6 separate regions of the Homo sapiens genome follow, and all the other regions are linked to region 1. Evidence: chromatin loops called from intact Hi-C (ENCODE). Cell type or tissue: endothelial cell of umbilical vein. All regions are shown on one strand.

Region 1 (5,000 bases):
TTTTTTCAACAGGGTTATTGCCTTTACCTCTGGTCTGCCAGGCTCTTGCATGTAGTAAATAGTAAGCACTTAGTGCAAAGTTGATAGAATGAATGAAAAGAAGAGAAATGGCAAAAGTAAATTAAAATTCAAGGTAAAAATTTCAAATATAAGGACCACTGAATTTAGTAACTGAAAGAGAAAGAGTTTAAGCTTTCACAAATAGCATGGTCAATGCCACAGAAAATCTAAGAATTATGAGAGTTTATTTATCTTGTCTTCACTCTATCTACTTTATGACTACTTTAACCCCCTAATCTGTTTTCAGATTTGCAAACCAGAGATAGGAAATATTATTCAGTGGAAATTTTGCAAAAATAAAAATTTAGAAGAATAAGGCCTCACTTAAATAGCTATCTTACATCCTAAGTGAACTCGCTTTGTAAGCGAGCTATTTCACTTAGAAACAAGTTGATTCGAAGAAAGTAAACTTTAAAATCAATAAAATTAATAAACAAAAAGTTCACATTTAGCATTCCTCCAATAGGAATTCATGATAACAAGTCTCACTTTAAATTGTGAATGAAAATAATTTTCTGAGGCATAAAAATTGTTAGATTATGGCTTTACTAGGGTGGACCTTCTAGGAAATTAGAGTGAAAATAGGGAAAGAGTACTAGACAAATGAATTCAGTGATAAATCTAGTTCTGTGAGTGAGTTTCCTAATGACCTTGGGGAAATAACTTGATCCTTTGCATCAAATATTTTATCTATGTATAAAATAAGAAAGTAGAACTGCATAACCTTTATGGTATTTTCCAGTACTAAAGTAAATGATATTAAAGTTATAGTTATGATCTATATCAAGTATCATTTTTCTTAATCTCACTGTCTGACATCTAGAGCAGTATGGGGAAATAGATGAGAAAAAAAGGTCTAAAATTGGAGATAGGCTGAAATAGGTATGAAAAGGAAGAGGCAAAGAAATGGAAAAAAAGATAAGAAATGTGTTCAAAATATTCAAAAACTATTTACAAGAAGGATAAAAAATGTACTTTTAAAGTTTTAAATACTAAGGAATTAATCTGAATTTATAATTGGGAAGTAGAAATTAAGAACATATGAAATAGTGCATAGACTCTACATCTACCCCTAGATAGAATAAAATTGAGGCATACATATAGATAGGTTTAGATAAATTGTCTTGAATTTCCTTATTTTTTCAGACTATAATAAATCTTCGACATGGTCAATTTAATAAATTCAGTATGATTTGTCAGATGTGAGAAATAGACCAGGGCACAAAATCACTTTATATTTGAAGACAGGCATGAATTATGACTTGAATTTTGTGATATTTTTTTCAGAACTCACAAACAAGCAATGTGACAGACACGCAAGGTCAAGAAATATTACGGTGTGGATGAACTGGAAGGTCTGTAGTGTCAGCCTAGGCTCTGGAGGAGCCTAACCTCTCAGGGTTATTCCTTTGTAAGCTGGGGAGAGGTCACTCAGCATTTAAGTGTATGGATTATTGGTAAAAGAAAATGTAATTAAAGTCTGTCTTGTGAGCTGAAGATACAGCCTTCAGACTAAAAAATCCTTACTAATCACAGTTCCAAAGCAGAGTGACAAAACGTTTTAAGCAGATTATGTTTGTATTAGTTACTTATTGGGCTTTGAGGCCTACCTGAGATCTTCATACAACAGAACTAGCCATCCAACTTGGAGTGTTTTGTTTGCATAGGCTATTTCTTCAAAAATTAAAAAAGTACCCTTAATTCTAGAATTTTGTACTTTATCTGAAACTCTTGCCATCTAATTTCTCCCCGCCTCCCGAGATTTTCCTAACTTAATAAAACACTGCTATGTATGTAGCATCTCCATTTCTTCAGTCAGTTCTTCTACATAAAGATGTTTTGACCTTGCAATAATCTTAGCTACAAAAATGTACATATATTTATGTAATGTAAACACCACAAACACAAAGCATCTTCAGTGTGCAAACCATTGTGTTAGACACTAGGAAACAATGAGCTAAATATATTTCTACATGTGCTATAAATTGGAAATGGAGTTTATAATACATTTATATAGAGTCCAACAAGACTGTTTAAATTTTTCTTATATATGAATTACCAAGAATACGAAGGAAAAATAAGTTTTTATTTTTTGTTTATTTATTTATTTATTTTGAGACGGAGTCTGGCTCTGTTGCCCAGGCTGGAGTGCAGTGGTGCAATCTCGGCTCACTGCAAGCTCCACCTCCCGGGTTCACGCCGTTCTCCTGCCTCAGCCTCCCGAGTAGCTGGGACTACAGGCGCCCGCCACCACGCCCGGCTAATTTTTGTATTTTCAGTAGAGACGGGGTTTCACCGTGTTGCCCAGGCTGGTCTCGAACTCCTGAACTCAAGTGATCCACCTACCTCGGCCTCCCAAAGTGCTGGGATTACAGGCGTGAGCGACTGCACCCGGCCAGTTTTTATTTTTTTAATATATAAATTTAAATAGAATTTTGTCCATGTTTTTTTTTTCTCCTCAGTTTACATTAAATATACGGAATCTCCACCAGATGTCAGTATATGCATGCAAATATTTTACCTTGCGACAGAAGCGCCTACAAAGGCTTAGTTAGAAAGTACTCAAATAAGAAATGAATGCCTTTTATTTAAAGAACATTAAATTCTCTAATCACATTCACTCTATATATACTTCCTCACAGATTATTTAAAACCACGTTCTCCAAAGTTTTTAAGCCAGCCAAATACATATACTGTCCATTGAAGATTTTGTTCTCATACTTTATGCATAATAAGTGTTTACTGAAAGACACACAGCTAGACAATTATTCAGTTAATATTATTTGTATTATTATTAGTGAATCTATATAATTGTATTTAATGAATTTGTGTACCTAAAACGTTACAAAGAATAATTTGAAAACCCAGTCAAAACAATAAGATTATTCTGTAAGATGACTAACTACAATATTATTATGTATGTGTTAATTTTTACACACACCAGGTAAAAGCGATTAAAACTGTAAGGAAGAAAATGTGCCATTAAAAATAGAAAAAAAAAACAGCCTATAAAGTAGAAAAGGTGATATATGTTGTATCTACCTGAGGAATAATTAAAAACTTTTCTAGAAAGCATAAAATAATTAAAAACTTTACTAGAAAGCCTAAAACCATACTAAAAATATTTGCAGAAAAGATGAGTCCCCGTGGGAAAAATGCTAATTTATCCTAGATAGCTGTATGTTTAACGGTATTCCAACTTGGATACAATTAGATATTAGGAAAATTTTTTGCAATTTCACCAAAATTATATAAAATTCTATTTCGAGAGTGGTTTAACACTACTGTTACTAGAATTTATTATAAAGCTACAATCATTTTTTAAAAGGTAAGTATTAAGGAAGAATCCCCTCAATAGAAATAACTAGAATTCCTGAATTTACCCAAATGAGCAGTCTGATTTAGTAGATGATAAAAGTGGCTTATCAAATCACTGAACAAAATATATATTATTTAATAACATTTCTATATTAAATAAATATTCTCAGTACAACTAGCCTGTCATAAAAAGAAATAAACACATAACTAAGTTTAATAAGAGTAAATACAATATAGTCATATGATGTTATGTTCTGGGAATATATTAAAAAAATTATGACAATGTTAGTTTTCAAGAGACATACTCCCTTAATCATTTTTCATGTTAATTTGCTGCTTTATAAGATTAAAAAATAAAACCATTAAAAATGGTATGCTTTCCAGACTCATTGGGAATACAGGCTATCAAAACATGAAGAAATAGATATAATGTTTAAAATGTAAAATACATGATAGTTTAATATAATTAATATGATATACAAAATATAAATATAATAAGTCAATAAATGAAATAATGTAAAGTGATCAAGAAAATGAAGGCCTTAATTGTGATGAAAAACAAATAGAATCAATAATTGGGAAAGATAATAATTTGTCATTAGTAAAAAAATTAAGTTATTCTTTCTAAGTTTTAGTAGTCAAAGTTTTGGTTATCTTCAGAATGATTTCGAAGGCAGTAAGATTTTAAGCCACCGACATTTTTCTATTCAGAACTTTTGCTACTCAATCTGCATTAACACCTTAATTCAGCTGGTGTGACTCATTTTGTTTTTCATGCAAACTTGTATTCCCACTATGCATTAAGAACTGTGTCAAAAACACAGTAAAAATTTGTCTATAAAACAGGCATTTTTGCCTTAGGATTTACAGTTTTTGCACACCATGCATTTAGATTAAAAAAACTGTAATAGAGAACCAATAACCAAAGCTTTCCATTAAAAAAAAAAAAACCTGTTTTCAAACTTAAACCTCGTGTTTAATGGAAATATTTTATTAAGTACTTTCCTTAGTCTTTAATCTCATTACTACCCCCCAGAAACCTGCAGCCTAGATATGTACTGCGATTTTTGTATCCTCTGTGAGTTTTACCACCATCTCCTTTTCCATCCACACTCTATCCTCATCTATTGGCTCTTATCTTCTCTGCGAATAGGAATATTCTTTCTCTTTGCTGAAGCAGACATTTTCATCAGTGTCATAGATTCAAACTTCTCTCAACACTGCTGGGAAATTATTCCATCCATTTAACTCTAATCCTTGCATTATTTATATTTCTCACCACAAGATACACTTCTAGGGAAGAAAAAAATACTGTTTTCCAATTTCCAAACAATCTCTAACCTAAATATACTTGGGAATGATTGTATTTTCCTTCTTTTTCTGTTAACTCCATACCTTCATTTTCTTACCCACTATTCATTTCCTATACTTTTTCCAGTATTTTCGTAATAATTATTTTGTATAAATTTGAATATAAGTTTAATATTGAATACCATGATAATATGTGCGTGTGTGTGTGTGTGTGTGTGTATACTATTTTTCTGATCAAACAAGTGTTTCCATGCTCACACAGAAAAACTATTACCAGGAGGAGAGTTGAGTATAAAAAACGTGATTCAGAT
Region 2 (5,000 bases), 1.0 Mb after region 1:
TTGAGAGAGACACAAGGACAGAAAAAGATTGCACAATTATAGTAAAGCACAACAGCACTATGTGGTAATTAATGATAACTGACATTTAAGATCATTTTTTTTAGGAATCCAATAGGTAATTATACAAACTTTGAGGAACTGGACATACACACTCAGTCTAAATAGCTCAGCCACCGCTCAGCTCTAAGCTGATTGCTGCCCAGCAGATATACAGACTTAGTTTTTTCCCTAGGTAATATTTTAGAGAACAGAGAGGAATAATAACGATTACATTTTTTAAATACATATATTTAAAAATGAACTTAAGTAAGCCCAATGGTTTGAACTTTAGGCCACTCATTCAAGTTTTGAAATGGCCACAGGGCATTACTGCAGAAACTGAAATAAACTTTGTGCTGTCTTGAAAGTATCTGAAGGTAGTGACAGAAGAATGCCAAAATAGAATAAAGGAAAATAAAATAAGAATTATATATGATTAATATTGCCAAGTTTTAGTTACTTTTATTCCACATTTACGCAATAAAAACTAACTTAATCAAAACCCATCTCATTTTAACTTGATCATTGTGTGCAATATTTCTGCCAAGCCCTCAGTGAGCGAGCTACCAAAACAAAAACATTTAAAATGTAATATTATATTTTAATATACATTGCTTTCCTGAAGGTTTCTTCAGAAATGAAGAACAATGTCTATTAATGATAAAAGCATGTTTTTTTCACTTGTTAATTTGAGATAAAATAAATTTAGACACATTCTTATTAAAATTCAAGCACAATATTTATCAGGAGAGTCACACAAATATATAAATTATTTTTATTTGTTGAATCATATACTGCTAAACCCTCAAAATAATCCTAATTTTTAATCACATCATGCCACAACTTTTATTTTAGTTGACCTTTGGCTGAAGTGGTTAGGTTTGTGAATATGCTTGTCTATGGAAAAGATGAAAAAAATTAAAATCCATGATGAAAATGCTAAAGATGCTATTCTATTAAAGTATTTAATAGACGAGCAAAGGAATAAAAATAATCCTTTACTCTAGAATGTATTAGGAATCCTAAAATAACAAAAAAGATTTTTTGTTATACATTTTATTTTATTCTTGAAAATAATATAAATAAACATTTTAAGGAATTTTTACTGGCAAATGAAAAAATACCTCTCATTAAGATTAGATTTCACATTACACAAGAATTTCAAACATTTAAAATTCTGTATGAACATATCTGTGAAACAATTAAAATTAATGTGGAGCTAATGGATTACGAATTTTAGGTCATGTGTCAAATTGAGAAATAATTCAAAGAGAGTGGAAGAGTTAAAAAATATGAAATTCATTTTTAGCGTTGACAATGTTCTACCAGGAAAAGTTAGCCTGACTCTTACTTTCTTTTCCATAGCGTGTCTTGCCTGTGTACCTACAAAGCCACACTTGTGTGTTGTGTGCAATACGAAAATGCCACAAGGTCAATCATATTCTTTGAAAGTAAGACTCCAATATTTTTGTGGTGTTGGATATTGAAACAATAATAGAACATTAAAAGAATTCCAAACTTCTTATCATGTACATGCTGAAGTAGTAGGTTTCACACAGCAGATGTTTTTCTTTCATTTTATGAATAATTGTATTATACATGGTACAATATAATACATGTACATTATACATGTACATAGTATAAAGAATATATAGAATATGTAAATATAGTATTTACATATAGAAAAATGTATTATATATTTTTCTACAATTATTTGAAAATAAGAAATTTAACAAATGTTTCCCTAACCTTTTAATCTTCCTGAGAGTTTGTTTCATTTTCTTAAATTTAGATGGGTGAGAATTATTTCTTCTATTATTTACTGTTTTATAATCCTAGCAACCCTCAGGTCCCAATAGCCTCAGTCCTATGCACAGAATAAAGCTGTATTAGTAAAGAATTGAGAAATTATTTGGATGTGGAAAAAGGACTGAAAAAAGCAAAAACTTAAAACTGCCAAGCACATATGCCTTGCCTACTGATAATATTGAAAGTATTAGTCAGTCTTCTACCACCATCTGGTGGTAATCTGTGGTATGAGCCAAAGAAGATAATTCTGGTGTTAAGGTACAAATAAATTTCAATTTACAAGCATATTTTAAATGGATTATTTAACTTGATGATTATGGAAATGTTAGATTTTTCTACCTCAAATGTTATTCTTATTTTTAAGTTTCAGAAAGTGGGACAAAAGATGTTCTTATTTTTGGGAGGTTTAACCGACAGTAATATATATTGGATAAACTAATAGCATTCACATTGTCCAAATAATAATTGTTTTTTCAATTCATTTGAAACATATCTAAGTTAATAAACTCTGTATGATTGGGAAATCATTTATTAAGGTAAAGGCTCTCTTAAAATAAGGTGTGTTTGTTTGATTTGTTTTATTGTTATTATGAGAGTTTTGAAACATAATACAATAGGCTACTAACTAAATATATGTAGAATATATAGTAAAATTTAACATGAAGAAAATACTGCTTTTAATTTATTATTAACCTTCTCTAGTGGGGCGTCATTTATAACAAATGGATTGTAAATATTATGCAGCAGTCATATGATAATAGCATCTTATTGTCTGATTCCTTGCAACTCTAAGTCAAACAAGAGTTGAGAAAACATAAATATAAAATTCAAACTTCTCAATGGTATTTTTTTAGCTGTAAAAGATCTTCTCCCTTTGCTCCTCACTGGTCAGCTTCCCAGGTAACAATTTTTCTTGAGAAAATGTGTATAGATCATAAAGGGAGAGAGGAGAGGCATGAATAACCTACTTTTTTTGTTTAGTGTTTTCAGAGTCTTCACTGGCCTCTCTGACATGGTTTGTCTGTGTCTCCACCCAAATATCATCTTGACTTGTAGCTCCCGTAATCCCCAAATGTCATGGGAGAGACCGGTGGGAGATAATTGAATCATGGGGGCGATTTCTCCCATATTGTTCTCATGGTAGTGAATAAGTCTCATGAAATCTGCTGGTTTTATAAATGGAAGTATCCCTGCACAAGCTCTCTTGCAGACTGCCATGGAAGATGTGACTTTGCTCCTCATTCGCCTTTCACAGTGATTGTGAAGCCTCCCCACCCATGTGGAACTGTAAGTCAATTAAACTGTTTTCCTATATAAATTACCCAGTGTTGGGTATGTCTTTATTAGCAGCATGGTAACAGACTAATACAATAAATTGGTACCTGTAAAGTGGGGTGCTGCTGTAAAGATACCCAAAAATGTGGAGGCAACTTTGGAACTGGGTAACAGGCAGAGGTTGGAGCAGTTTGGAGGGCTCAGAAGAAGACAGAAAAATGTGGGAAATTTTGGAACTCCCAAGAGATGTGTTGAATGGCTTAGACCAAAATGCTGATAATGATATGGACAATGAAATCCGGGTTGAAGTGGTCTCAGACGGAGATGAGGAACTTGTTGGAAACTGGAGCAAAGGTGACTCTTGTTATGCTTCAGCAAAAAGACTTCTGACATTTTGTCGCTGCCCTAGAGACTTATGGAAATTAGAACTTGAGAGAGTTGATTTAGGGCATCTGGCAAAAGAAATTTCTAAGCAGCAAAGCATTCAAAATGTGACTTGGGTGCTATTAAAAGTACTCAGTTATATATATTCCCAAATATATGGTTTGGAATTGTAACTTATGTTTACAAGGGAAGTAGAGCATAAAGTTAAAAAAATTTGCAGCCTGATGATGCGATATAAAAGAAAAACCCATTTTCTGAGGAGAAATTCAACCAGACTGCATAAATCTGCATAAGTAGCAAGGAGCCTAATGATAATCACCAAGACAATGGGGAAAATGTCTCCAGGGCATGTCAGAGACCTTCATACCAGGCCCTCTCTTCACAGACCAAGAGGCCTAGGAGAAAAAAAAAGGTTTAGCGGACACATTCCAGGGTCTCCCTGCTCTGTGCAGCCTAAGGACTTGGTGCCTGCATCTCAGCTGCTTCAGCCATAGCTAATAGGGGCCGAGATACAGCTCAGGCCATGGCTTCAAAGGGTGTGAGCCCCAAGCCTTGTCAGCTTCCATATGGTATTGAGCCTGAAGGTGCACAGAAGTCAAGAACTGAGGTTAGGGAACCTCCACCTAGATTTCAGAGGATGTATGGAAACACCTGGATGTCTAGGCAGAAGTTTGCTGCAGGGGCAGGGCCCTAGTGGAAAACCTCTCCTAGGGCAGTGCAGAAGGGAAATGTGGGGTTGGAGCTTCCACACAGAGTCCCCACTAGGGCACTGCCTAGTGGAGCTGTGAGAAGAGAGCCACTGTCCTCCAGACCCCAGAATGGTAGATTCACTGACAGCTTGCACCGTGTGCCTGGAAAAGCCACAGACACTCAATGCCAGCCAGTGAAATCAGCCAGGAGGGGAACTGTGCCCTGCAAAGCCACAGGGGCAGAGCTGCCCAAGGCCATGGCAGCCCCTCTCTTGCATCAGTGTGCCTTGGATGTGAGACATAGTGTAAAAGGAGATCATTTTAGAGATTTAAGATTTGACTGCCCCACTGGAATTCAGACTTTTATGGGGCCTGTAGCCCCTTCGTTTTGGCCAATCTATTTCGGTATTGACTCAATGCCTTACCCCCATTGTATCTAGGAAGTAACTAACTTGCTTTTCACTTTACAGGCTTATAGGCAGAAGGGACTTGCGCTGTCTCAGAAGAGACTTTGGACTGTGAACTTTTGAGTTAATGATGAAATGGGTTATGACTTTGGAGGACTGGTGGAAAGACATAATTGGTTTTGAAATGTAAGGACATGATATTTTGGGGAAGCCAGGGGCAAAATGACATGGTTTGGCTATGTCCCCACCCAAATCACATCTTGAATTGTAGCTCCCATAATGCCTATGTATCATGGGAGGGACCTGGGGGTAGATAATTGAATCATGGGAGAAGTTTCCTCCCATACTATTCTTGTGGTAGTGAATAAGTCTCACAAGATCTGATGGTTTTATAAAT
Region 3 (5,000 bases), 400 kb after region 1:
TGCCTTATACAGTCTAGCTCTATGCATAACTGATTTTTACCTGATCAGAAAATATAAATATTTTACAACATTGGTTCATGATAGGCAAATTATTATAAAGGGGGATTTTTGTATGTATAAAAACAGATTTTTTTCTCATTAAAAAAAGCAAATTATTGATTTTATTTGTGGAAGACTGTGCTTTATAAGTTGAAACGACCCTGGAAGACCCTGACATTTCTTCCTTCTGACATATCATAAGAAGTCCTTTTAGAATCACTCTAATAATGTAAGAATGTTTCTTATCCAGAAGGGAATACTACATCTTAAATGATTGAAATCATTAAATATTTAGGCACTACTTATAAGTTTAAATGTGTGTTTACAGGATATTTTAAAATGTTTAGTATTCCTTCTTGAAACTTTGTTAGTTATATTGTTGCCACAGCATCAACTTGAGACCTATGACAGCTCTTAAAAAATTTAACCTACTGTACCTAAGATATTTTTAATATATTGTGCTTGTGTGTGTGTGTGTTGCAGCTTTATATAGCTATGTGTTATATCTTAATGTTTTAGAAATCGAAGCTCAGTAGAACAAATAGAATAAAACAAAAATATGCAAATAAGGACACTAATTTTACCAATGACTCCAATTTGTAACACGAGTACAAATTGCCTGTAAAGAATAGTGAACAAGTTCTAGGGATCTAATTTACATAATGGGTAGCAATTGATGTGTTAATTAATTTGATTTTATTAATTTGATTTTGATAACCATAAAAAAAGAGTTCTCCATCTAATTCAGGGACAAAGAATGTTAAGAAATACAAAAACAAAAACAGAGGAAGAAGAGAAATTTCCTTTGTACCCAGCCTGCCACATTTTTACTTAGTTCTTTTCAACATTAAACATCACTAGTCATTGTCCCTTAAACGTTCATTATACTCACCCTGACCTTTTCATTTCATATATACTTACAAAGACATGCTGAAAGTCAAATTTTGGTAATTTTCAACTCATCAATTATATATAACTAGTTACTAAGACCACGAAGGCATGTGAGACACTGAAAAGGAGTAACACAAAATGATAAATAAAAGAAAAAAGATAACATTAAAAATCATTTAATACTAATGTATCATGTAATAGTCTTGAGAAAAATGTAGGTGAAGTAAACTTTATTTGTATGACTTATAAAACAAGAATATTTAAAGTTACACTCCAAATATTCTTCTAAGGCAAACTCTAATTTATGGTTTATTAGCAGGGTTATTGGTCAAGATTAAAAGCATGTAGCTAGCTAGAAACCATGAAACATGTCGGGTATTTTAAAACCATGATCACAAACCACATTGATATAGTTTGTTCTTTCTATAGGTATTTTTTCCAGTGGCTCTAAAGGACAAGTGAAGGATGTATAGCATGTTTTTACTACTACCAGATTCTGAAAGGGCAGCTACTCTTACACTGACTCTGGAAGGCTTTATGCTGCAGGTATGAGTCTTCCACCCTTCAAAGCTACTTATGAACAAGGCAGCCTTTAATTAGTCTTAGTGCCACCGTCTCTGCCTCCAGCCTAAACCTAATGAAATCTTCTAAGTCATACTGGTAGCACCGGACAGAAAACAGAGAAGGGGGAAAAAAAAATACTTGAGAAAAAAAAATCACAAAGTTCTTTGGTCTTATTTCTCTTTCAGGTTCATAATATCCATTTGTCTGAAGGAATTCATATTTTGTGTCTCGGTATCAGGAATTCGACTTAATATTATGGGCAATATGTAATCACGGTATATTCATTAGCATATTGAATAGGGCATGAAATCTGTAGTGAGATAGTACTGGGTTTATTATCCCATTCTAGCATGTCTATCTATTGATCCTGAGTAAATTATTTAACAATCCTGAATCACAGTTTTATTGTTTTTAAAATGGATATAACACTTGCCTTGCAGGGATTTTGAAAGGAGTAAATTTAATATATTTAACACCTAGAATTATAGTGGCAATAGGACAATATTTTAAACTTTATGTGTGCCATCACCAGCATCATTGGTGGTAAGGCTCGCCATCAGTAAAGCTGCTGCTTATGTGCCAAGCACGATGGCAGAAGGTAGCGTTACCTCACTCTCTTTTTTATTTCTCAGTCTCCGAATATGTGGATGTGAGTATATATCACATCTTATATTACATCTTATAATTTTTCTTTGTAAAATTTACCTATATGTATACACAGACGTATACATACATACATATATAGGCATATGTAATTGTCATTTATAATGATAATTTATCATTATAAACAAATTATGTGAGTGGGTGTATACGCCTCTAGGGTATACTAATCTCTATTCTTAGTTTCTCTTCTTGCCTTCCTTTTATGTCAGTCTGATAACTCATCTTAAAATTAAACCTTTGTCCTTACTTGTTCAAAATGTTCAATGGCATATTATTATATTCCAGATAAATCCCCAGTTTTTACAAAGTCTCCATAACCCTACACAATTGGTTCTGCCTAGATCTTCAGCCTCATAAACTACCTCTCTTCTTGTCCCTCTCCACCATCCCATCTACCTTGAATTTCATTAAACAGAACAATTGCCTTCCCACTTCAGATCATTGGCAATCCATTTTCTTCTGTTATGAACATTCTTTAACCAAATCTACACCTGACTAATTCTACCTCATTTTTTACAATTCATATAAACATCATTTATTTAAGGAATCTTTTCCTGATTTATGGGAGGGTTCCCATTGCGTCTCATAATTTTTCTTTGTAAAATTTACCGTGTGTGTGTGCATGTGTATATATATATATATATATATATATATGTATATATATACATATTATCATTATAAAGTATCATTATCATTATAAAGTATTATAAAGTATACACATACACATATATAGGCATAAATAGTTATACTTTATAATGATAATTTGTTTTCATTCAATATATTAACCTTGACTCTAAGGGCAATATCATTTCTATTTTGTTCACCATTGCATTTCCTGTGCCACCTACTGGTGAACGTGGTACATAGTTGGTACTGGTGAACTTGGTACATAGTTCACCCACTGGTGAACTTGGTACATAGTTCACCTACTGGTGAACTTGGTACATAGCAGTCAATAGTCACTATACCTTCATTTATTCATTCAGTAATTAATCGTATATATGGAGATTTATCTAGGCACTTATGTTACAAAAGTTGTTTTATGTTATCAAGAAGCTACTATATTAATTGAGCAGATAGACAACAAAAACAACAATAACAAAAACAAATATATATTATAAAGCCAGGAACTAAACAAGGACTCTAAAAAATAAAAAAGGAGTGTAAGAGAATAGAGAGTTTTGAAGGTACTGGCACATAACATGGAGTTTTCAGAGAATGAGTCTCTGTAGAAGTAACATTTGACAAAGATCTGAATGAGGTAGAGAAGAAACAGATATAAATATTTGGCAGAAGAGTATTTCCATCAGAGGGAAGAAAGAACAAGCACAAGACTCCACAAGTGAAGTTATGCTTAGTGTTGTCAAAAAACAGTAAGAAGATCAGTGTGGCTAGAACTGTATGAACAGGGAAAATAATAGCAGAAAATGTGATTTTAAAAATGTCAAAGGCACACACTTGTAGTCTTGTTGAATGAGTAAATTAAAGAAAGTCCTGCAAAAGTACCCAAGAGAAACAGGGAATTGATGAATGTATTACAAGATACTAGACACTTTGATGGAACAAAAAAATTCAATGGAGAATGCTTCTTCTCTTGTCATAAAGAAATCCGCAATATATTTGTAAAGACTAGTCACAAAGAAATAAAAATAATTAATTGTATAAGAAAGTTTATGATATCACACAATCCTAAAGAAAGGAATACTAGGATTTCATTTGTGAGAGCTAATGCCATGAAAAGTTTAAAGATATTTCTTGGGCATGAATGAACTTGAACTAGAAACAGGGAGAGATTATTCAGAATTTGATAATGGATTCCAACAAGAGGAAGGTCTGAGTTAAGTAAGAGTGAAGGAACCATACAACACATATTTAGCAGGAATGAGAGCAATTGCATCTAACATTGAGGAAAAATGCCTGGGTAGCAGCTTAGAGGGTAGGTGTGGAGGACTATGTATATCAGAATATGGAGGCCTGGTGTGATGGCTCATGCCTGTAATCCCAGCACTTTGGGAGGCCAAGGCAGGTGGATGACCTAAGGTCAGGAGTTTGAGATCAGTCTGACCAACAAGGTGAAACCTCGTCTCTACTAAAAATACAAAAATTAGCCAGGTGTGGTGACAGGTGCCTGTAGTCCCAGTTACTTGGGAGTCTGGGACAGGAGAATTGCCCGAACCTGGGAGGCGGAGGTTGCAGTGAGTGGAGATTACGCCTCTGCACTCCAGCCTAGGTGACAGACAGAACGAGACTCCATCTCAAAAAAAAAAAAAAAAAAATGAAGATTGAACATGCTATGATGCTATGTTGAAGCATGTTTTGAATTTTTTTTAATTAAGAAAATAAAACACTCAATGTTCTAAGTTTAAAAGATATGAATAGAGAATTGAAGGTTTAAACAGCCATTGAAAAAACTATGAAGGTCAGGGAAGTTTCTACTGAAGATTTCAACCTTCATTTCAACATGAATTTTCTCAAAAGCACTCTGCAAAGACACTGCATTCCTCAAGAACCTCCAGAGGCCTCCCAACAATGGTGTCAGCCTGCAACAGTGGGGTAAATAGCTTTGATCACTCGCTTGTAACTTATTTTACTTTTCCATTTACCTACATATCTTCCTGCAACTGCCCGTGGAGAATAATGGCTGCTGCTTCTCTTCCAGCTTTCATATCTTACATGAATGCCTCTTATTGGCAAGATCTAACCAAAAACCATCTAGAGAAAGGATTGCTGGATAAAAATGTTCCACGTGTGTCCCCCAAAAGGCAGAGCTGACTTTGGAGGGAAGTAGCAATGATGACCAGTGGGAATTGACAACTCAGCAGGGAAGGAAAGATCTGGAGATG
Region 4 (5,000 bases), 560 kb after region 1:
CAAAGTAAGGATAATAAATACAATAGATAAGTTTATGTGATTTATAATAAACATTAAAAAGAAATACACCATACAATAAGCTTTTTGTCCCATAATAACATTTTTTCATTTAATCGTAGTTTAATGAAAGTTGTTAATTAAACTAAGATTAAACATTAGTTTAAACATTAAACTAATGAACAGCTTTCGTTAAACTAAGGTTTAATTAAAAAGTTGTTAAATTTTTTATATGGCAGAATAGTATTTCATTATATGACTATTAACAAATTTATTTATTCATTCTTAATCTATTTATGTATTCTTATACTTATATAGCACTATCTTGATTAATGTAGCTTCATAACAAGTCTGGAAATCAGGAATGTTAGTTCCCAAATTTTTTAATTTTTCAAAAAATTATTTTGTTTATTCTAGGTCCTTTGAATTTTTATGTAAATTTTTAGAATAAACTCATCAATTTGTAACAAAAAAGCATGCAAAGATTTTCTTCAGTGATATGTTCATTTTATAGATCAACTGGAGAAGAATTAACCACATTAGTAGTGAGTCTTCTGATCTATGAATATTATATATTCATATTTCTTCATTATGTGGCTCTTTCTTCTCAGCATGGTCTTTCAGTGTATGAGTCTTTCACATCTTTTCTCATTTTTATTATTTCATAATTTATTAATATTATAACATGTATCATCTTTACAATTAAATGCCCAATTATTCATTGTTAATATATAGAAATACAATTGAATTTTGTATGTTTATTCTGTATCCTGCCACGTTGCTAAGCTTGCTACATTTTTTTGTCGATTTCATCAATTTTTTTATAGACAATTGTATCTGCAAAAAGTTTTATTTCTTCATTTTTACAGATATGACAAACTTGTATTCAAATAAAAAGTTTTGTATTTTTAGTAGAGACGGGGTTTCACTAAGTTGGCCAGGCTGGTCTTGAACTCTTGACCTCACGATCCACCAACCTTGGCCTCCCAAAGTGCTGGAATTACAGGCATCAAGCCTTTTTAGTGCAACAGGATTTTTGCTTATATTTATATTTCAAGATCTTCAAAACCATCTTTAATTTTGCTCAGATTATCTGTATCTTCATCAGATCTTTTCTTTAAAGTTTTAAATAACTATCTTAAATGAAGAAAAGTAAACTAATCCTTATCTGACCTAAATCAATATGAAAACTTCAGACCATTTGTTTTTTACAACTACCACAAACATACCTAAAATTATTTTAGATGGTACAATAAAATCAATAATGTGATGTATTGGTCATGACATTGAGACTCTGATTAAAATGCTGCCCGTTTTTATGCTCAGAAACTTGATTTAATTCCAACATATGCTACAGATAACAGTTTTCTGTATATTCTATAAGTGTTCTTGGTCAAAAATAACCAAAATTTGACTTAACATGTAGACATGAGAAGCATAATACCTGAGGATACATAAATTATCTTTGGAGACTTGTAAAAAGAAACCAACAAACACAAATATCTGATTAATATTATATTCTATGTTAGCCAGATACCAATTTTGATTACATATGTAGGCTTTCTTTATTTTTCTAAACAATTTGAAATAGTACCATAGAAAGGCTAATCATACAGTTTACAAAATATTCATTAAATATTTATAGAAGAAAAATACAATATTGTCCTTCAACTAGCATGTTTCATTGTTGTAATTTAAAAATTCCTATTGCATCTTGTATTTATATATAAGTACATCGTAGTATAAACTACAGTTTATACTACCTTTCTTACAAGTAGTTCTGGAGTTTTGGGTACCTGAAAATCCAATTCAATAGCCGTATATATATATAATTTTTTTTTAAGACGAAGTCTCGCTCTTGTCCCCCAGGCTGGAGTGCAGTGGCGCGATCTCGGCTTACTGTAACATCCGCCTCCAGGGTTCAAGCAATTATCCTGCCTCAGCCTCCCAAGGAGCTGGGATTACAGGCACTTGCCACCACGCTTGGCTAATTTTTGTATTTTTAGTAGAGATGGGGTTTCACCATGTTGGCCAGGCTGGTCTCGAACTCCTGACCTCAGGCGATCCACCCACCTTGGCCTCCCAAAGTGCTGGGATTACAGGCGTGAGCCACCACACCTGGCCAACAGCCCTATTTCTTACGATTGTTTTAGTTTCTCTAAAGCACACTTGCTCAGAGAGAAGGGTGCCTAGATATTGTGGACTCCTGGGTAGAACACCATGTAACGTTTATAAATTCATCCTAACATAGACAAAGTAAGCTTTCCCCAAATAAGGTATTATTTTTGCTAGTTTTGGTTTAAATAATAGTAAACTATGTAACACAGAAACCTAGGATAAAGTAGCAAAAAAAAAAAAACAAAGTAAAATTGAGTAAGTTTGTTCCATTATATTATTTTTTACTCTAAAATTTGGGGTGGTAAAGAAGATGAATATTATTTCACTTTAGTTTCATAGAAGTATAGTTTGAGAACCACGTTCCTGAGAAAGTAGTCCTTTATCATTTTCAAAGTTGGTTATCCCCTTGACTGAGGCAGAGATGATTATTGTTTTAAACAAGTGCCTGGTACATGTCCCACTAATCTCCATGAGATTTTTAATGGTGTGTGCTCTCTTTCAGTGACAATACTTTATCAATAGTTCCAATATTCATAAGCAGATTTTCTATCCTAAAGCCCTAATTTGGTCTCCAAAATAATTATTTCTTTCCATTTCTAGGTTATATTTGCATATTGTTTATTAATTATAAAATAAAATACACTGAATGAACTATAATTTAGAAAATAATAAGGTGTTTTCTAACTTGGGCTAAGAAGTCATCTTTGACTAAGGCTTATCTAGAATTTTTCCATCACTGTCAATTTAAGAAGTCTATTTAAACATTCAAACACAATCTCCACCAAGGGAAAAAGAAAATTATTTCTCCATAACCTCAGATGCTGCCTCTTTTCTTTTGTTCTGTTTGTTTGTCTAAGCATAGAGAAATAAGATTGGGCAAAATGGCCAATATGGTATCTGGAGTCAGATACAACGGGTTAAAGTCCAGCCTTATTAATAACAAGTCTGTGATTCTAGGAAAATTAATTACCCTCTTTATATTTCAGTCTTCTTATCTATGTAATCATTATACCAGAGGGATACATAAATGTAGCAGGATTATAAGATGTTATTAATTTTAACTTACGCATATAAATATTCAACATGCTAACTGGCAAAAAGCAAGTTTTTAATCAATGCCACTAAATATGATTATATCAAATATTTATTCATTTGACAGTATTTATTGAGTAACTACCTGCTCCATGGTAAGGGTAGAATGATGAGTAAAACAGACATACTCCTCTCCACTTGGAAATTCACTTACAGACAAACAAAATCAACACAGATATTCATATATGGTTACAAGCTTCAATAAGAATTTTTTTAAAAAGTAGAGAACAGTTATTCTAAGAAGACAAAACACAGGATATGAATTTGTTTCGGTGATGAAGAACTCCTTTCCTGGGAAAGGTACAGCACGTTTATGCATGACATCTCTGTGATGAATAGGGATGAACTCAGGAAGGGAGCAGTTAAGGAAAGGATAGTCTCTATGCAAAGAAGGAAAACAACTTTGTGAGTTCCAGAGGCAGTGAAAAATTATAGGGAAGGATATTAAGTCTGGAAAACAGAGGGTAAGGGGAAGGTTGGTAAGTGAATGGCCTACATAGCAGACAAAGGACAGAGCATTCAGAACCAGGTAATCCATGGTACAGATTGTCATCAGTTGGCGTCCATAGTATAAACTGTAATCAGCGAGTGTTGGAAGTCCTTTGGTGGGGAAAAAGGAGAATGAGGGAGTGAGGGATGTGGAAAAATATTTCACCATTCTTAATTTTTATTGACTTCAGTGTAGAGAATGGACTTGAGGAGGCAAAGATAATGAGGGGAGGTGATAAGAGATGGAGGTTGCAAAACTAGAGTTGAAAGAAGATCGTAGCTTAGATTAGGCGCAGACAATGGCTGTGAAGAGATGTGGGACATGCATAGGAAAGATTTTCTAAGCAAAAGCAGCAATTCTTGAAAGAATAGTGAAATTGAGGGGAAAGAAGATATTGACCAATGTGACCCTGGAATTCTGGCTTGCACAAACTAATTCGTAGAAAGCTATTCTCTGAAATACAGTAGAAGGAAATTGAGCAAGACAGAATAGGAATTATAAGCTCAATTTTGTACATGTTATATTTGACTGGACTCTATGACATCTATCAAAGAGGTCAAGAAGAGAGGTGGCTATGTAAGACTACAGTTCAGGAGAGGGGAGGGCTAGATTTAGAGATGCAAATCTGTAAAGACAGTTTATGGATGGTAGCTAAAACCATGGGATAAAATGACTGCACTCTGTAAGAATTCAGAATCTAAAAAAGCAAGCAGTTAAAACATGACATGTCTTCTCCCACTCACATCACTATAAAATGCAAGAATATAAATATTGCTCTTTGGTGTTTTAGTTTACTACATATGGAATCTTGGGCAGAAATATCCACAACAAAAATATATGGTTATCTGAATATCCAGGAAATCATATACTTTCTAATGTATATTTAGACAGGGAAGTAGAGAAATTAATGATTAATAGGCCAGTGAACTATTATAGGAAAAGTATTGTTTATGTGGTCAAGGTAGTAGAGCACTGAGATTTATTTAGGGTGGGATGCAGGTAGTGAGCATTTAATTTAGTAAGGTAAGAAAAAGGTTGGGTTTTGGCCCTAAATTGGTTTACCACAATATTTCCCACTACCTTTATGTTTCAAGTCTATGATAATTTGACCTTTCCAGAATTCTGAGATTGTGAGCAACTTTCCCCAAATGTCCTCCATCTGCTGTTCTAACCGGTTTACTCAACTGAGCTAGTCATACTTGTCTAAAGCAATGTTCTAACTAGTATAAAACTAAATGAATAAAGAGAAGATCAATAAAATGAATAAAGATAATGTCAGAGAAAGGGCCAACTCATGTTTTAT
Region 5 (5,000 bases), 770 kb after region 1:
CCAGTAATGATCAGGGTAGAATCCCAAATTTTCAAAATAGGTTTATACAGCCATCTATCAATTTCATCCTGAGTGTGACCCAGGACAAGGCAGTGATAGAGGATTCCTTACTGTGAACATACATTCAGTATGTTTATTTCCTTGGTGGCTTCCATTGCAATGGCAGATGGTTTCTGCAGAGATCATTTTACAAGAGAGGCATAAAATGAGTATAATGGTCATTTGTAAGTCAGGGGCTAATTCTATTTCAAAACACTGCACAGAATTTCACCCATTCAGGTGAAGGGTCAGGTCATCTCAGAGGTGGGTGTTGGAAGATCATAACATTTTCAGATCCTAAAGTAACAGGTCATGAACAGAGAGGTTCATTGAGAAATGGGTCGTGCAGATGACCTGTGTTAGAGTATAAAACATACATCCACATTTACTAGTATTTTCTAGGTGAATGACTTTATGTTCCATCTGATTACGAATAAGATAGTAAGATGGTTAACCCTGTATTTCAAACCAAATATACCTCATGTACAGTTAAAAATATTTATTAATTCTGATAAGACATTAACATGCACATAGAGATTCAAGGACACACACTATCAAACCTCTGATAATCTATGGATGAAATTCTGACTTCCAAGCAGCATAATTGAATACTCTATGTACTGTTAGGTAAGTTAAATTCTAATATTAAGATTAGTGGCATGTTTAACTGGGAAAATCATTACTATTTCATTAATACAATTTTAGGATTAAGTAATCAATTACACAACTGTTTACTGAGCATGGTGTTAGTTACATATAAAAGTTAAACCATCCATTCCTTTAGAAAGTATGACAAGTATGACATGATCTATATTATATGTCAAGATTCTCTGATAGTGGTTTGGCCACGTTTTATGACTTGCTTCCTCTTATATTTTCAATATATAAGTCCTATTTGATACTCAGTGTGCTGCTGGAAGTGGAATGTATGGGTAAGGAAAATATACTTTTACCCTTTTTGTTTTTCACTAAAGCAAAATTGGTAGTTCATGGAGACAGCCCTCCAAATGAGGTTTTCAAAATGCAGAAATAATATTATTTGCCTTATTTACAACATATTATGAAGATTAAAACCTGGATAAAATAATCCACAAGGGTATCTATAATTAAGGAAAAGCCACACACATGTAGTCCCAAAGCTGCTAGTTAAATAAAAGGAAGGAAAGGGAAAGGAAATTAAATGAAGAATGAAATACTGAAACAAAAGACAGTCCACATGGGTCTAAGGAAAAGAGAAAGATTGCTTGTAAAATGTGTTAGACATGGTGATCAAGGAAGAAAGTACCTATAGACAGGGCAATACCCTGAGTGGTTAGGATCATGAAGGGTAAGTGCTATAGAGATCTGTGAGGGGATTGGCAAGAAGTAGCACTGAGTGGCTGGTATAATTAAATAAAAAGTAAAGACAAAAATGCTAAAGTAATTGTTTAGCTAGGGAATCATTTTTTAAACAAATCTGATCATCTGGATCCTTTAATTAAAACAACTACAATACTAACACTACAATACTAACAACCACAACAATAAAAACCTCTGTCAATTCCTCGTTGCAAACCACTCATTACTCTCTGGTCTGTAATGCCCGTGCTGTGTTAACAATACTTACAAATATCCTTTGTGCATACTGGTTTCTTTCTGTTAAAGACCTCCACCTTTTGCACTTGGAAAACTTCTAATTTCATTCGTGATCGCTTTCACAGAAAACTCCTCAAATTCCTTCAATCAAAGTTAATTGTTTTTGTCCCTTTAGTAAAAGTTTGAGCTGTTTGAGCACTAACCATATGGTACTGTAATTTTTTTGGCGCTTCTCCTTCACCCCTCACGGCAAGCTCCTCTAGGCCAGAGATCGTGAACACTTCATGTTTCATTCTTTTATTTTGTAACTCAGTGCTTAGTGTATCACAAGTAATTGTTAAATGAAAATTATCAGATGAAGATTTTCTTCATGACTGATTGGGTGTCAGGAAAAGTAAATGGGTTTGTTGCAAAGCAGAGAAGCAAGCATTACTCTTGAGAGCCAAGCATATTTGGAAAAGTAGAATGTATCAGTATGGTGTTCTCTGGTATTTTACTGTGATGTATGTACTAAGAGGTAGAGGAAGAAACACCTCTCTCTTTTAGCCCAGTCTAGTTACTAGTTGTATTAAGGCACCAGTAGGATCTTTGGTTTATACACAAACATAACTGCATATCAGAGCCAGAGACTGAGTTTGTGCTTCCCCCTGCTGGGCTTTTTCTTATGTTCTCATGACTGCCTTCCTATATATACAGTAACCCTGGCCACTAGAGTGATTGCTGCAGGTATTTAATGTTCTGTAATTGATGAGTATCCAAACAGTATTTCGAAGGTACTGACTTCTAATTATCAGTCTATTACTATTGATTATGTCACATGCTTAGCAATTTAGCAATTCTATTGTCTGAGATTCACTAGGAATATAAAATCTTTAGCTATACAATTTCAAGTGAAAGTGCCTTCAGTAATTTTTAAACCAAGTTTTCTGCTTTTATATAAAAATGTGCACAGTACCCATAGACCTAAGTCTATTAAAAATATATTTATTTTAAATTATATCTTTTTTGGCATGTGGATGGTAGAGCTGCACTTTCTTGTTTCTATGAAGTTGAAGATGGCTGTTTAACTTGTTCCGCAAATAGGAGGCTGCTGATCACTGCACGGGCAAGCCCAGCCAACTTCTCTCCATTGACACTCTCTGGTGCCAAGCAGTGTTTCTTAAGGATGCCAGATCAGCCTGAGTCTCTGAATGAGAGTGAAATAAAGTGAATGTCCTGTAATCAACTAACCACCCCCACCCCTGGCCATATACATTGAACTGAAATGGATACAAATTGTGAGAAAAAAATAAACCTGTGTAGGATGAAGTAATTGATTTTGTTTGAATGTTATCCTTGCAATTTAATCTGAGTTATCTCAAACTATACTGTGCCAAATACTAAAGTAGAAATAGTCACTTTTTCTTTGTAACATTCTGTTTTTTTATCATAACCAAATATTATTTTGAGGAGTAAATGAGGTTAATAGTCCCCAGGAATTTTGAGTGACTGTTAGTTTTCACTCATTCTGCTTCCATCTAATCATGAGTAAACATTATTTTTACCAAGGGAAAAATAATTGGATCTGCCCAGAATCAAAAATATTAGTTTAAAACACCTTTGGGAATGAATTAAGTAAGTTTATGGGTATATTTTGCTTATATATTTTATTGAAATTATCCTCAAGCTTCCCCATGAATCTAGGTAGCAACTGTGCATATACAAAATGAAATGGTTTACAATGTCACTGTGTTCTATTCATTGTTCCCTAAACCTGCTTCCGGGAATTAATGTCCTGAATGTTCAAAATATTTGCTTTTACTATTGATGTTAGTGGGAAAATAAACAATAGAAATGTTAATAAAATTTAAAAAAATGAGAAAGCCTGAATGTGACACAATTTGAAAAACTAAATGCTACTTAGAAAAACTGTCTCTTATTTTATAAAATATTTTTATTATTATTTTTAGATTTCACATGTGAGTGCAACCTTTCAGTGCTTGTCCTTCTGTGCCTGGCTCATTTAACTCAACATAATGCCCACCTAGTTCATCCATATCCATGCAAATGGTAGAAGTAAAGAGTGGAATAGTGGTTATCAGAGTCTGGGGAGGGATGGGGGAGGGAAGACTGGGAGAGGATGAGCAATGGATGCAAAGTTACAATTAAACAGGAAGAATAATCTTTGATGTTCTATTACTCAGTAGGGTAAGTACAGCAAATAGCAATGCAGTGTATATTACAAGATGGTTAGAAATAAATACTTTGGATGCTGGCATCACAAAGAAATGATAAGTGTTTAAAGTGATGGGTATCATAATTACCCTGATTTGATCATTACCCTATGGATACATGTATCAAAACATCATATTTCAGAAATAAGTACAAGTATTATGTGCCAATTACAAATTAAATAATTTAAAAATTGAGAAACTTTCAAACTAAAAAGAGGTGTAAGAATAATGGGATGAACGTACATTGAAAATAAATAATCAACTACTAATGGATAGAAACAAAAGAATGATGTAGTAATCAATAACTTTTCTGATTATACATAATATGGAAGGTTACAATAGATGGTTGTGCTCTTCCTCCAAAAAGCATCACCACCATTTTGAGCTGGCAAACCAAATGGCATCGTGTGTTCCCTAGAGGTAAAGGCCCAACAAAGAAGGCCATGTCTAACCAACATTTCTTGAATGAAAAAAAAGTCATGTTCCCCAAATGTACATCTATTTCTAAAACAAACTTCAATTTCTATGATGGTTATTTAAAACATTCACACCATTCAAAGATCAATTTCAAGAGTTTCACGGAAAAGTGATACACCATCGGAAAGAAAAGAAATGTCTTCCTTTTTCATCTTTGTGTTTCCATTAGCATTAACCATAGTTTGATGGTTAATGGTCATTTTGTCACAACACATTTCATTCCATTCAATCAAAGGAAGCCTAATTATCTTGTTTTCTGATTCATCAGTCTAACACACACACACACGCACAAGTGTATTTGGAAGAATATATAGACAAATAGAGTTCCTAAGTCACTCTCATTCTGACATAGTCATATATACATACATATATGCATATATACACATATTGATAAATGAAGAGTTAGCTGTCACCCTATTATTTATGCATTTATTTTCACCCACAAATTTACATAGAAGCAGAGGGGTCTTATGAGAGCAATATTCATATGACCCCTTCCTTTCAAAACCACAATTATCTTATGGTTTGATGTAGTCTTACCCAAGGATAGATTACCAAATTTGAGGACAAAGATACAGACCTTAAAATGAGCACTGGAGGATATGGAATCCCTTGTCTCTGCCCTGTGGTCAACAACATATAAGCTCATTGGTTCTAGCTCTGTAAAGTAGTTGTGGATCAAATGTGTTTTACATC
Region 6 (5,000 bases), 320 kb after region 1:
TTGGGGGCGGTTTTTCTGCTCATGATAGTGAGTTCTCAAGAGATCTGATGATTTTATAAGGGGCTCTCCCTGCTACACTCAGCAATTTTCCTTCCTGCCGCCTCGTAAAGAAGGTCCCTGCTTCCCCTTCCCCTTCCGCCGTGATTGTAAGTTTCCTGAGGCCTCACCAGCCATGCCGAACCGTGAGTCAATTAAACCTCTTTCCTTTATAAATTACCCAGTCTTGGGCAGCTCTTTATAGCAGTGTGAAAACGGACTAATAATATATATAGAAAATATTATATATACGGTATTATATATGTTATATAATATATTATATATTATATATGTTATATAATATACATGTTTTATATATATTATATGTTATAACATATTAATATGCATGTTTTATATATTATATATGTTATAACATATATAATATACATGTTTTTTATATATTATATATATAATTATTGCTATTACTTTCTGTTGGCAGAGAGTTCTTCATGGGCCTGTCATGTCTCTGCCCAGTTTGTGAGCAGAGGCATTCACTGCATTTCTTCTGGACTATCTTTTCAGGAATGTTTGAATACTGTGCAACTTTGGAAGCTAGAGATAGTATCTTCTTCTGAAGCAAAGGACAGATTTGTTTATTGTTCAGTTGAAAAATAAATTTTAAAAAAATCTTCCTTCATTTCAAAGGGCAGGTATAGTCACTGCCCATTCTAAAATATTCAGGTTCTCTAAGCTCAAGTTTCCTTTTTTGTAATGCATCCTGTTACACATACAGGTGTCACTTGGTCCTCTTCATGTCACAATGTGGTAATTGGCATTTGTGGAACTGAGGAAAATGCTGATTTTCTTGCTACTACTATTGCCATGAATAACACAGTCTTTTGCTCTGATCCAGGAGTCTTCTATTTTCTGCCAGCATCCATTAAACCCTGGCAGGTTAATTGTTAGCTTGCAAGCAGGGTAAAATCGCAGATCCTTACAATTCTCAACACTACCCTCGGTCTCAGCCCTTCTCACGTGAGTGGATAACAGTATGTTCTGAATTCCAGACATTCCAAACATTTTGCTCATCTGTCTGTTAAAAACTTTTATCTGCAATCACCTTACTTTGTTATTACACTATACTGTAATCTTACATAATAAATACTTAGTGCATATTTCCCTAAACTTCTGTATTTTTTGTCCTTAATCAGTAAATTAAACTACAATGATAATTAATTAATTCCAGGAAAATGCTAGTAGGCATCAAGTTATATTTCTTCTCTTTATCAAATTTGCTACTTTCATTTCAAGATAAAATTTGGCCCATTTTATTCCTTACAATTTCATAGTAATCCTTTTCCCTCCCCAAGATCATGTCTGCTGTCTAAGGCCAGTCACTTCTCTTAGCATTTGATATAATGACCTAACTTGTCTACCGTTCCAACCTTCCTCATATAAATACAATCCTGCTGTTTCCCTGAATAATACCTTTAATGGCTCCTCCAATGAACAATAGTAAATTCCGAACCTGATAGAACACTGTATAAAACTCTCCGTTTTTTGTCTCCTAATTCTTATAGTGTATTCTTTCATTGTGCTTGCATGACTTCTATGCTGTAGATTTTCCAAACACCTTGTAATAATTTGACTATGACATGTATTTTATGCTGCACTGAATTTGCTCCCTTTACTTAAAAACTCTCCTTCCTGAGTCCCTGACAAACGTTTACTTCTCTTCCAAGACACAACATATGTCACCTCCTTTATGAAGTCTTCCCTGATGCCAGGGCATATTGACTACTCCTCCCTTTGTGCCTCCTATTATCTACCTACTTGCCTCAAATTTACCTTCAACATGTAGTCGCACATATTTATTTCTGTCTCTGTCTCCCCCTAGTGGACATATTACTTATTATTATATGCCCCATGACTAGCAAAAGGTCTGCCACAGAGTTGACATTAATGTATGGTGATGAATAAATAATACGTTTAAAACACGTTATTGATAAAATACTCACAAGAATATGTATTTCCCTAGAATGTATCCCTATACTTGATTTAAGTTTCCTATTCATTTGTATATGCTCAGTCAGAAAGGAATATTGGGCACTTTCTATAAAAGATGTATCATAAGTTGAATGTTTGTTCTCTGAAGTATTTCAGGGTTAAATTTAAGGTAAATCATTTAACTAACTATGCAGTAGAAAAATAGTTAATATAATTTTAATATTTGGAAAAGACTTATTGATATCCTTGGCTAGGAAAGAACATTAGAATGAAATGTATTTTTCACACGTACCCTAGAACTTAAAGTATAATATAAAAATATATATATATAATGAAATTCATTTTAGCATGAAAAATATACTCATCTGGGTAATTCCTGGTGCCACAGATATATATTTTATACAATGCTCCGAATGAATTACAAGGAAAATAAAGGAAACATGCTATGTATTCTGAATTTAAACAATAACTGGTTTTCAACTGACTACACCAGTTGTTAGATACATCAGCAGAAGCAGATGTAAATAAGGGCAGAGGCCACGCCCTAAGGTCAGTTCTGACAAGTTCGATTTAGACATCAGTGGGCACCAGCATCTACCACAGGGGACACCCAGAGACATTTCAGCCATGTCGTCCAGGACCCAGAGAAGAGTATGTGGAAGAAAAACATCTCCATCCACTACTGTTAAGACATACAAGCCTCTTCCTTCAACTGACACCCTCTTGGGGAGGAGAAAGACTGGGGGTTGGGTGAGACTCCTTGAGAGAGGAGAGATAGACCTAATAAGGACTTTGAACTTCCAGTTTAATGAAAGACATAACTGTTAACCACATGGAGTTCTTTCTAATTCTTCTAAATATTATGTATAAATCGTTCTGCCATTAGTACAAATGCAAGCTTGAAAACAAGATGACATTCATTATAAAAATTAAATTACTTTTCTCCTTGTAAAAATATGAGTTAAAGTGATTAATTCTAACATCTAGAAGAGCATATTTAATTAGTTGTTGAAATGAACATTTATCATGTTCCTGCCCATGATTTGAGAGGCATAGTCTTAAAAACATAAACATAGATACAAGTTTTTTTCTGAACTATCACAATTCACTAAGAAAAAGACATGTAGCTATAAGAAAATAATGAAAATTTTTCTATTAGTGGAAATGACTATTGATAAAGATATTCAATGTACTGAAGATAGGTGATATGTGATAAACACTTTCAGCAGGAGGTCTTGCATAAACTTAAGCAATAATGATAAGTACAGGTTTGCCAAGCATGGAAAAGAGTAAGGCTATTTCAGAAAGAAAGAATACGTCCAGAGGAATGAAAGAAGGAAATCAAGTAGAATACAAAGTAATAATACTTAATCAAAATAAGACATTCTATTCTTAAAACATTTCTCTTGTTCTTTCTCTGTCTATATCTATCTTGATTCACCTATTCATATACGTGTCCATCCAAACTTCCATCTCATACATTGTTACATAACCCTAAAGGCCCTCTTACTCTTTTCCTTTTCATTCAACACATCAAAGCACTGTATAAAACTTGCAATTTTACCTTCAAAATATATCCAGAATATATTTAGACTGTAACTGTAGAACAAACTAAGATCACCACTGCCTCAACTATTGTAATACCTTCTGACTGGTGTATCTGCTCCCATTCTTCTTTTTAGGGCTGCTTATATTTCATTTCTTCCTCCTCATCCATTTTGCACTTTTTTTTTTTTTTTCCTGTTCAGTGCCTTTGGAGACTAAACTTTCTGGAACTACATCACTTGACTTCCTCGCTGATTTGTTTTTGGCTGGGTCTAGCTAATGGGAATTATAAGCAGAAGGTCAGGGGGTGAGAGGAGAGGGAAGAATATTTATTTCTCTACTCCCTGCAATATGTGGCTGTAGTGGTGTCTTTTCATGGGTTACGAGCTCCAGTAGGGCAGACGCTGTGACAGCTCTGGTCCTTCCCTCTAGGATATGCTAAAAAGGTTCCCGCATTTTCACCATAGTTCGAGTTCTCTGAGTCCTCAATATCCCTGTGAATGAATTATTACATCAGGTTGCAATGTGAATGAATTATTGTATAAAAGGGATATGCTCAGTAAATCTATCTAAAAATTATTGACACTTTAGTGCCCTCAGAAATGTTTAGAAACAATACAAACAGAAACCAGTTAGATTTGCAACAATCAGAATTTTCTTAGCTAAATTTAACCAAGGAGAGGAAAAACATAAATTAGTAAATATGACCAATAAAACATTAATATGTCAGTAGAATGCGTTTTGCATAGGCAAATCTAGTGTCAACTTCAGGTAAGTTTAAGCTAAGTGATCATTATCACATTGTAAGCGTACAAAAGCAAGGACTCACCTCAGGAATAATAGAAGAAATTACAACAGAAAAACTCAATCTATCATCTGAAGGCCTAAACAACAACTATTTAGTATGATACCATCCCTGACTTATTCACCCGTTACAAATTCACTCAATTGTTAGGGATTAGAAACAATCTTATCATTAGTTTGAAGCTATTTAGTGTGTTTATATGTGTGATATAAATTTTGACTTAATGAAAGGCTCATCCACTAATAGCAGCCACAAATATTACACAAAATATATGTTAAGTGTCTATTAATCTTCAGTACTACACTAGGTACAATTGAAGATATGGAGTGGTAGAATATATACTTTCTATACACAAGATATGAAAAATCTCAATGTTCAAAAAAGCAATTTCAGAACAAACAAGTAGAAAACAAACAAGTATGAGCATGACAAGTATTCTTGTATTAAGCATGTGTGACTGACTCAATTTCTAATGGTAAGATTCTCAGAAAAAAGAGAATGTTAGTGGCATTGTAAGATAGTTGCCTCTTTTTTAAAAAACGAGCAAATTTGTCTGCATGATCTATGAATAATATAGCATAAAATTTTAGCATGTATTTAAAAATGAATAAGTTGAAGGGAATGTTTATAGATTCATGAATCCAAAGTCTTAAATATGAGTCTGACT

Evidence for each region. Hi-C counts contacts between places; a loop is a spot of excess contacts. Peaks named below come from ENCODE experiments on the same cell type or tissue, not always from the same donor. Only the 100,000 strongest peaks of a DNase experiment are listed, where the experiment ranks them.
Region 2: a loop joins it to region 1, with 33 times the contacts of the local background. A loop is called at or near these places in 51 of 110 quality-filtered maps.
Region 3: it touches region 1 in a loop (7-fold over the local background); 3 of 110 quality-filtered maps call a loop at or near these places.
Region 4: a loop joins it to region 1, with 6 times the contacts of the local background. A loop is called at or near these places in 3 of 110 quality-filtered maps.
Region 5: a loop joins it to region 1, with 16 times the contacts of the local background. A loop is called at or near these places in 10 of 110 quality-filtered maps.
Region 6: a loop joins it to region 1, with 24 times the contacts of the local background. A loop is called at or near these places in 32 of 110 quality-filtered maps.

The regions. Positions count from the first base shown.
Region 1 is chr13:69,535,110-69,540,109 of GRCh38, forward strand. No RefSeq gene overlaps it. Among named protein-coding and RNA genes, the nearest start is that of LINC00383, 320 kb to the left of the region's middle. In endothelial cell of umbilical vein, no CTCF peak of the experiment used is centred here; a DNase peak (open chromatin) is centred at 2,592.
Region 2 is chr13:70,566,710-70,571,709 of GRCh38, forward strand. No RefSeq gene overlaps it. Among named protein-coding and RNA genes, the nearest start is that of LINC00348, 450 kb to the right of the region's middle. In endothelial cell of umbilical vein, a CTCF peak has its summit at 2,058 (motif pointing left); a DNase peak (open chromatin) is centred at 2,052.
Region 3 is chr13:69,932,179-69,937,178 of GRCh38, forward strand. All of the region lies in intron 4 of KLHL1 (kelch like family member 1), which reads right to left. Among named protein-coding and RNA genes, the nearest start is that of KLHL1, 170 kb to the right of the region's middle. In endothelial cell of umbilical vein, a CTCF peak has its summit at 3,070; no DNase peak of the experiment used is centred here.
Region 4 is chr13:70,099,608-70,104,607 of GRCh38, forward strand. The region is part of intron 1 of KLHL1 (kelch like family member 1); the gene reads right to left. Among named protein-coding and RNA genes, the nearest start is that of KLHL1, 6.3 kb to the right of the region's middle. In endothelial cell of umbilical vein, no CTCF peak of the experiment used is centred here; no DNase peak of the experiment used is centred here.
Region 5 is chr13:70,308,657-70,313,656 of GRCh38, forward strand. No RefSeq gene overlaps it. Among named protein-coding and RNA genes, the nearest start is that of KLHL1, 200 kb to the left of the region's middle. In endothelial cell of umbilical vein, a CTCF peak has its summit at 2,268 (motif pointing left); no DNase peak of the experiment used is centred here.
Region 6 is chr13:69,855,552-69,860,551 of GRCh38, forward strand. The region is part of intron 5 of KLHL1 (kelch like family member 1); the gene reads right to left. Among named protein-coding and RNA genes, the nearest start is that of KLHL1, 250 kb to the right of the region's middle. In endothelial cell of umbilical vein, a CTCF peak has its summit at 1,878 (motif pointing left); a DNase peak (open chromatin) is centred at 1,760.